Linked DNA regions of Homo sapiens: all the other regions are linked to region 3. Evidence: chromatin contacts called from ENCODE Hi-C data. All regions are on one chromosome and are shown on one strand. Each heading gives the region's core, a stretch centred on a gene start or an enhancer-like site at or near the end of the contact. The rest is flanking DNA. Distances are from core to core; before and after follow the strand shown.

What was found. A loop is a pair of places that touch in the nucleus more often than their neighbours do. Pooled maps may share reads with other maps.
Region 1: a loop to region 3 is called in a pooled map, with 8 times the contacts of the local background. The contact joins the promoter of ZC3H14 here to the promoter of SEL1L in region 3. A Hi-C loop is called at or near these places in 1 of 168 maps with a recorded cell type or tissue (CD8-positive, alpha-beta T cell), 1 of 37 single-sample maps with no recorded cell type and 9 of 50 pooled maps.
Region 2: a loop to region 3 is called in a map of B cell, with 14 times the contacts of the local background. The contact joins the promoter of TTC8 here to the promoter of SEL1L in region 3. A Hi-C loop is called at or near these places in 3 of 168 maps with a recorded cell type or tissue (B cell, CD8-positive, alpha-beta T cell and naive thymus-derived CD4-positive, alpha-beta T cell) and 5 of 50 pooled maps.

What each region holds. Positions count from the first base shown.
Region 1 is chr14:88,561,748-88,564,629 of GRCh38, reverse strand. ZC3H14 (zinc finger CCCH-type containing 14) reads right to left here and starts at 1,593. Exons shown (of 17, transcript NM_024824.5): 1 at 1,461-1,593; 2 at 937-979. The coding sequence starts at 1,496. RefSeq lists a silencer at 1,095-1,804.
Region 2 is chr14:88,823,042-88,825,995 of GRCh38, reverse strand. TTC8 (tetratricopeptide repeat domain 8) reads right to left here and starts at 1,345. Exons shown (of 15, transcript NM_144596.4): 1 at 1,175-1,345. The coding sequence starts at 1,288. RefSeq lists an enhancer at 1,334-1,693.
Region 3 is chr14:81,532,590-81,535,704 of GRCh38, reverse strand. It overlaps SEL1L (SEL1L adaptor subunit of SYVN1 ubiquitin ligase), which reads left to right and starts at 1,852. Exons shown (of 21, transcript NM_005065.6): 1 at 1,852-2,030. The coding sequence starts at 1,961. RefSeq lists a silencer at 1,729-1,848 and an enhancer at 1,565-2,064.

The DNA of each region.
Region 1 (2,882 bases), core at 344-2,843, 7.0 Mb before region 3:
AGTTTTACACAATCCAAACACCACCACCACAGTGAAAAATAACAAATACCATCTTAGTATTAATATGAAAACAGTTTTGACTTCAGAGGCCCTTGGAGTCTCCCACACTTTGAGAACCACTGTCATTAGTGGTAGCTATTATTTTTATAGGAGGCACCAGCTTTGGGGGCAAACCATAAAACCTTGCTCAAGTAGGCAAAGCCTCAGTTTCCTTGTTTACACAGTCAAAGATACTGCCACTTACCTTCCAGGATTCTCGTAGGGATTATCCTGAGTTAATACATATACAATAGTTAAGCACAGTACCTGACCCAGAGTAAACACTCAAATTATAAAAGAATAAAGAGACGGAAAAAGCCTTACTGTTTCAGAGAGAGAGGGAAAACATAAAGAGATCGGAAAATAAAACTCACTGAACCATTACAGAAGCAAATGCCAGAAAGCATCAAACATTCACATCCAACATCAGAGTTCTAAAAACAAATGTCAAGAGGAAAGTAACAAGAATAGGAAACTTTAAACAGGCATGGTGGCTCACACCAGTAATCCCCGCACTCCCAGCACCTAGGGAGGCTAAGGTCAGATAATTGCTTGAGCCCAGGAGTTAAGACCAGCCTGGGCAACGTAGCGAGACCCGTCCCTAGAATTTAAAATGAGAGAGAGAGAGAATAGGAAAAACATAAAATAAAATTCGGTCAAACAGAGCCTTAACGGAGGAAACTAAATTTCAAAACACCATAACAGAAGGAGGTTTGGGAGAAAAAAAACAAGGTTGCAAAAAGATGATAAAGAAGTAACCAGGGAGTATAAGATTTGAAGAAGGTAGAAGGGAGTCTCTCCCAATGTCCAAAGTACGGTGAGAAATACGCATTCACTAAAATTCTATTAGCTGCAAACTCTAAATTCTGTAAGACTAACAACCAAAAAAACACTTACCAACATAAGCTCCTAATTCTTGTAATTTCCCCTTAATGGCACTCTGAGAGAAAAAGAGCAAACGTGCATGTGAGAAAGGCGGCTCTAGGAAAACAAGACCGGACTCTGCAGCGGCTGAGGCCACTTTGCTGGTGCGCGCACCTCGGATCCCCCGGGCGGGGGCTGGGAGGAGCCTCGCCTGCACCGCCCCCCACCCCGCACCCCACTCCAGCTCCAGCCCCAGCCCCGCGGCGCCCACCTCCCGCAGCGGATCCAAAGCGGCGCCGTGCGCCGCGGTGGTGGCTCCAGCCGGGCCTGCGCCTGTCCTTCCATTTCCCGGCGGCTACTTCAGCCGCAGCCACGCTCCGAGGCCGCAAATGTCCCCAGGGCCGAGGCGGCCTGGACGAGGAGGAGCCGCAGCCCGCCAGGAGCGTCCAGCGGAGGCCAGGCCGCGGCGTCCACCCGGGCCCACAGTCCCCGTTACTCCTGACAACCGCCCGCTCGCCGAGACCTGGCTTCCCACCCCCGACCGGCACGGGCCTCACCCGGATCTTGCGGCTGATCTCGGTGCCGATCTCCATGGCTCTGCGGCGTGCGGGAACTCAGCACTGCGCGGCGCTTGGCTTACCCGGAGGCTGCCGCGGACTCCTACCCCGCAGCCGGGACACCACCGCCTCCTCCTCCGTTCCGCCCCCGGCCGCGCACACGGCGTATCCCCGCCCCGGCCGGCACTGCGCGCCGGAGTGAACGCGCATGCGCCCGTGTCCGCGCCTGCGCACGCCTTCTACCCGCGAAACCTGTGCTCAGGCAAGGAGGGCGGCGGCGTGCGCGTGCGGGTGGTCTTGCAGCTCCGCCTCCCGGGCACCTCGGGGACCTTTCGTTAGTCTCTCTGCTGGCCCTCCGCTTATTCATTTTATTCTCTCTTGGATGGTAAGAATGAATTAAATGTGTAGCAGAAAGATCTTGGGCTGTGATATGAGACGCGAGTTCAAATCCAGCCCTCACTTACTGTCAGTATGGTATCGGTCCAGGTATTTCAACTTTTCTTACCTGTAAAATGGAGTCTGCCCATTAGAGGTTGCACTGCAATTACCCTTGAAGGGAAAATGGACTATCCAGAGCAACAGAGCCAATCCGTCAACTCTTTGACTCTGCAGTACACTGGCCCTCCTGGGTTTGGTTCTGCCTTCCTTCTTCCAGGGCCACCCGTGGCCTCTCCCCGAGACGAATCCCATCCTCCTGCTTCTCTGAACACCCTCCGTGGGACAACACTTTTGTTCTTAGGACTTAAGTTGTCAACTCTGTGCTGATAATGACCGAATTTTCCATCAGCCTTGAATTCTCACACAAACCCCACTCCCAAATTCTAAGTAACTACTCTTATTTTCTCCCAACTCAGCGCTTAGACAGAAGTCGCCTTCATCTCCCCTTCCTCCACTCAATAGGTTACTACTGTTGATTCCCCTATTTGTATCAATAGCCGAATTCTCCCTATCCCTGATCACAAAACCTGGGAAACAGAGGAAGCACAGAGAGGTCTCCTTTCTCCCTCATATCCACTAATTCCTGAGAGTGGTCTCTGTTATCCATTGCTGCATAACAGATGACCACAAATTTAGCAGCTTAAAACACAAACGTTTATCATCTCATGGTTTCCGTGGGTCAACCTCACTGGGTCCTCTGCTCAGGGTCTCACAAGGCTACAATCGTGTCAGGCAGGCTGTATTCTCATCTGGAGGCTTGACTGAGGAGGAATCTATGTTCAGGCTCATTCAGGTTGTTAGCAAGAATTCATTTCTGGCTGAGTGCGGTGGCTCATGCCTGTAATCCCAGCAGTTTGGGAGGCTTAGGCTGGCGGATCACTTGAGACCAGGAGTTCGTGACCAGCCTGGGCAACATGGCAAAAACATGTCTCTTCAAAAGTACAAAAAATTAGCTGGGCGTGGTGGCATGCACTTCTAGTCTCA
Region 2 (2,954 bases), core at 96-2,595, 7.3 Mb before region 3:
AAAATAAAAAAAAATAAAAAAAATTTAAAAAAACCTTGGAAAAATGCTTGTCTACAGAAATATAGTCCTATTAATTAATGTGAACTAACAACAGAACCTAGCTTTGTATTACCACTAACGTAGGCTGTTCTAAGAGAGATGTACTATCTGAAAGACAAAATGTTCATCTCAGCAGGTTATCATCCATCATCCATTTGCTGGGAGCTAAGGCAGAGCCTAGTAACAGCATTCACACTCAGGCCTCCGCTTTTGTAACTCCCTTCAATTTTCCATTTTTTCTAACATCTCCAAGGCAACACCACTAGAGGAAAAGCTAGGGAACTAGAACTACGTAGGTATATTCCGCACTTACTAAAAGCACTGACAAACTGCCGCAGCGCTACTTCTGTTCTCCCATTTTCTCCTTTTTTGCCTATTCCAGGAGCCACCTGCCCACCAGAATTGTACCGCTCACGTACATTGTATACTACCTTTTCCACTCGCTATACACATTACTCTAGTTTAAGTTCTCTTTTCATCAATGCCATCATTCCTTCTTGTAAGGAGCCTTTCTTTCCCATTTCTCCCTCCTACAATTAGAGCTTCCCTTGCCTAGGTAATTTTTTAAATAATGAATGTATCTTTCTCCCTCCTAGATTCTCATTCTTCTAATTTGCATATTTGCCTCAAGCTAAACTCATGGCCTCCTTCACTCTTGGACAACAGTCTAAAGATGAGGTGGGAGGATCACATGTTCGATCCAAAAGGAAGAAGGCAGCTATGTTAACAGGAGGTGGAGAGTCACAGATCTTTGTTTATGCATATTTTTTAGAAATTAACAACGCACACGCTGAGAGCTTAAAGCCCATCAATATGCAAGTATAAACGAATTATCAAAGTTCCTCGTCAAGTAAAGTTCAGGGCTCTCATTCTGGGACACGTATAGGGGAGGGGAGGCTGAAAATTGTGAGGAGGGGGCGGTCATGGCACAGAACTTGCTATCCCCGTGGACGTGGCGGACAGCGGACCCGCTAGTCACAGCTCCACAAGGTCTCGCTCCGGGCGCCTCCGAGGGCCGAACGGTCAGCCCCGCCTCGGGCCTTCCTCCCCGGCCTCCCAACCCGGGGCTGGGATATGCCCCAGACCCCGCAGCCTCAGCGTCAGGATGCACAGGCTGACGGGAGCTGGCCGGTACCTGGTCATAAGGGGACTTCTCCAGCATCTGCGTGCATAGATCGGCGCAGAGCTGGAACTTCCTGCGCCTAAAATAGCTCCAGGCCAGGAGCAGCGGCTCCATCTCCGAGCTCATGGCTGCCGGTGCGGCCAGCGAAGGCCCAGCGCTCCAGGAGAGAGGTGGGCGTGGAGTGAAGAGCTGGCGGCGTCCGACTCTGCCCGGCAACCCGCGACGGCTGGGGCCTTGTCCGAGAGGTGCCCGCAGCGCGCCTGAGAACAGGAAAAAGAAAAACAACCGCAAGCAGAACTCGGCTACAGGGCTTGCCTAAACTTGGTTGGAAAAAGATGTCTACTTTTAAAGGCTACAGGTTTCATTGATTTTGAAAAGAAGGCACCGCGGCTAAACAAAAAGGTAGTGAGTTAGACACCTGCCCCTGGGGTCCCCCACCCTCCCAGGAGGCGCAGCTGCCTAGCAACCGAATGCTCTGCCTGCCCTGCAGGTCCGGAAGAGTCCCTGGAGTTGATCTCTGTCTGGTGTCTGTCCTACTTCTTCCATTCGCTCGTTTCCATCCCTTTCGCTTTACCTTCCGATTCTAGAAATACAAACAAGTAAACAGCTTCCACAGTACCATCCACCCATCAAGACCTAAAGTCCTAAATCCTGAAATTGTCCGCTGTTTCTCGAGGTCCTTCCCACCGAATCTCAACATCTGAACTGCAAGTGGTTTGCTTTTACTCATTTTACAGATGAGAAACTGAGATAGACTCAGAGAAGAGAAATTATTAAAATTGCATTGAGTTAGGGAGCTGGAACTGCAATCTGGTTGACTACAAGTTGCTAATACATTTGTTAATTCGACTCACATGGTGATTCCGGATTGTAAATTGGTGACAGTTTTACCAAACTAGATAATGTGTGCAAAATAATAATAATAATAATAATAATAATAATTTTTAAAAGCTTTGTGAAACATCGTCTCCTGGCACTTGCTGTTTGGCAAGGGTTTACTTGTGCAGAGTGATTTCTTCAAACACAATTCTGACTTTTCTCTAGAAATTTGCACAGATGACAAATATGCTTAAAATTGCAATGGTTATGAAAAGAGAGGTGTGACCGGCTAAATCCAGGTAGGCTTTTCTCAAACCACTGGGGTCTGAGAAAACATTAGACATTCTATTTAATCCACATATTTATATTTTTCATAGGTATTAAAATGAAACTTATGCTTCTAAACTAAGAAATTTATTGTTACCTTTTATTCTCTACTAAGCAGTCTTTCTTGAATTGTTGTATTTTGGAAGTCAGTAATTATCAGGATTGTCATTGTTACAGTTAAGTGTATTGTCATTAGTCTATTTGTGTTCTCCTGGAACTGCCGGTAGAAATGTAATCTCCCTAAAGGTCCTAATGAAGCAGCCCATGGTTTCTGAGTGTCAAATTTTTAAGAACGCACATGCCGACAATTGACAATTGGGCTCAATATTTCACAGCGTCTTTTTGTTTTCTGGTACACTGTAAGCAGATTACTATGTAAGTGATTTTCAACCCTACTAGAGAAAGTGAAGCACAGAGAAACCCTTTAAAAGGGTCAGTTTCACAAATGATGCTAGATCTCAGTTCATAGATCCTTATCTTTTACTCTCTAGCATATAGTCAGATGTTCTAAATAAACTTTTTTAAAGAATAGTTTTCGATTTACAGAAAAGTCACAAAAATAGTAGACAGTTCCCATATACCCAGTTTCTCTATTGTGTGAGATGTTGACATTTGTTTTAGTGTAAGATGATACATTTGTTACAAC
Region 3 (3,115 bases), core at 603-3,102:
CTTAAATATAAGACGTACTCAGTAAAGACAAAACTGAAAAAAGAAGTTGGGGCTTAACTAAGCAGCAAACTTTCCCCAGTTTTAATCAAACAGATAATCACTGGCTCTTCTGTAGAAGGCAGAAGTTTCTTCCCTGGTACTTCCCCAACAGAGTAGAACTGTCAGCACAGTTCCTATTTTGTGAGTAGAATAAGTTCTAATTTTTTTTATTCTGTGAAAAGTGTAGCCATTGAAAATTTTCAATAGGCATATGAAAGCAGTGTTTAAGGAAAATTAATATGGCCATGATATGTGATTCAGGTTAAAGGGAGAATGATGTCAGTGAGTATGGCTGGAACTCAGGTGCATCATCCAGGTGAGAGAAAATGAAAGCCATTAGGGGAGTTTTCAGTGAGGAAGAGAACAGAGGTACATAATAAAATAAAACAATTTAAAAGTTACATAGTTTAAACTGATAGAACTTGATTATCAATAAGATGAAAAAGAAAGGAAAATATACCAGATTTTACTCTATGATTTATAATCAGAGGAACTCAGAGGGAACATTGTTAGTGACAGAAATGGTGATGTAGCTGAAAAGACAAGTTTTTGGAGGAGATAATTCTTTCCTTCATCTCCTCCGATGTGAATGAGAAACAGTGGTTGGTTTTTTACCATCTTCCTGAAAATAAAAGGCTGTATCTCAAAAAACAAAAAACAAAAAACAAAAAAAAAAAGGAAGGAAGACAAATGCCCAGAAGTGTTAAGACACATGGCCAGCAGAGACTTTTCCAAAGTCCTTCACTTGGCTGGACTAGGTTCTAGGCCTTAGAGCTGACTGTGGGTGGATGACAGGGAAAGCAGAATGACACGGTTTGAGAAAAGAAAGGGCAGGCACACCAAGTCACTGCTCTGCTACTCAGTTGGAACATGCCTGGATTTCGTGCTTATTACATAGAGTATTTCCGTGCCTGCGATGCAATCACTATCACCTCTACCTCCACACACGTGAACCTGGTCTCCTGACTTTAGTTAGGAAAGAAGAGAACAATGCAACTCACAAGAGGAGAAGGATGAGGACAAGTGTTTAAAATAATTTTTCAAAGCTGTTGGCACATTTTCTTTATGATTATTGTCTGGTGAACCTAGTGAAAATAAATACTGTATTGAGATAATCTGTGCCGAGCGGATTTATTTCCTTTTGTTTTGTCGGAGAAAGGAGGACAGGTACTGAGTTGCACCCTGGTTTCCGTACTTCACGGTACTGTTTTATCTAAGTTTTAAAAAACACCTCAAATTCAACTAGCTGTGGCATTTTTCTCAGTGCTCTTATCACTATGCCCAATTTAAATTTTTTAAATAAAACAGGAAAAGATGCTAAACACATTACAAGTTCTTAAAATTATTCCTTAATATTTATTTTGGGTCAATTTAAAAAGGCTTGTGAATCCATAGCCTTGAGTTAATATTTAGCCCAGGTGTTAGTTAAATTCTAACTTCAACAGTCACCCGCACTTGTAAATCTTGCCCTACGATGGACTACGTTTCCCAAGAGCACCCCCCGAGTTAATCACATGAAGCGCATTCTGGGAATTGTAGTCTCGGATGAGCCTCTTTCTCCCAGTCTTGGACTCACGCGCTGATTCCGGTTGAACCCAGGGGCTACCAATTAGCTGGGGCCATGTCCGTGAGTCGTGGTCCAACCGAGAAAGCTGGTGTGGGAGCTTCGTACAATGATTGGCCAATGAATGACCCCCGGGGCGGAGCAATGGGGGTGGGCGGGGAGACCATGGTGATTGGACCAGAAGCCCGCGACGGCGGGCGGGGATTGGCTGCGCGCTGGGTCAGGGAAGCCTGGGAAGGGGCGGAGGAAGGAGACTAGAGCAGGAAGAGCAGCGGCGAGGCGGCGGTGGTGGCTGAGTCCGTGGTGGCAGAGGCGAAGGCGACAGCTCTAGGGGTTGGCACCGGCCCCGAGAGGAGGATGCGGGTCCGGATAGGGCTGACGCTGCTGCTGTGTGCGGTGCTGCTGAGCTTGGCCTCGGCGTCCTCGGGTCAGTATCCGCCCCCTCGGGCTGAAGGCCCAGAGCCTCCGCCCCCCAGCCTCTACAGCCGGCGGGGCCGTGGGGACTCCAGGCTCGGGACCCCGTTCTCCCTGGGCACATCTCGCACTGGGCTGTCACTCGCTCTTTGGCTTTGCTTGGCCTGCGCCAAAGGGGCTATTTAGGAAGGTGGAGTGGGGTGGAAAAAGAAGGGGCGGTCACCCTGCCCACACCTCTCTCCCACGTAACAAACTTTGCGCGACTCTTCTCACGAACGCGGAATTGACTCCAAAGGAATGAATCCTGATACAGGAGCCCGAGTGGAGCTTCCTCGACCCTGGGGTAGAGGAAGGGTCTGGTCTAGAACTCTGGGCTTGGGAATTGTAAGTTAAATAATTGACAAACCTGGAGCTGTCACTTTGGGGCAGAGGAGGATCCATCCAGACCAGGATGTTGACAGTAGTTTGCTTAACACCTGAGATGGTCCCTGGTCTGTCTGTTTAAAAACGAAGACTTTTGATCTCATCGTAGCCACTTTTTACTTTTTTGAAACCTTCCTGAGAAAGCGGTGACCTGTCACAGTGTTTCTGAGTTGCCCCATGTTTGTTGACAGTCATTTTATGATGTTTGGGAAAATCTTGGTTCTTATAAGATGCGTTTTATATAGATACAGAAATTTGTGTGCTTTTGAATTGATTTTCCAGTTAGCTAATGTTTATTCTGGTTCTGCTTTTTTCCCCCTTTTTTAATGTTTTAATCTGCCTACATTTGAAAATTTCCATTTTGAGAGTGTTCATGAAAACTTCGTGTTTCTAAGTGTTGATAAATAAAAATTAGTACAGTAAAACTTTGGAATTTTAATCAGTTTCAGTTAACAGGACAGGTGTTCTGTGGCTTGACGTTTTGGGGGGACAACACGGAGTATAAATGTCAGCTTTTTCTTTTTTTAATAAATGTCAGCTTTTTTTTAACAGAAAATTTCCCAGATGGTTATCTGAATCCCCAAATTACCTGTCCTAGTTGTAAATCAATGCCATAACGTCATTCTGCTTCTAAAATAAGAGGCTTAAACCTAAATTCTATCCATGATGTGGTTT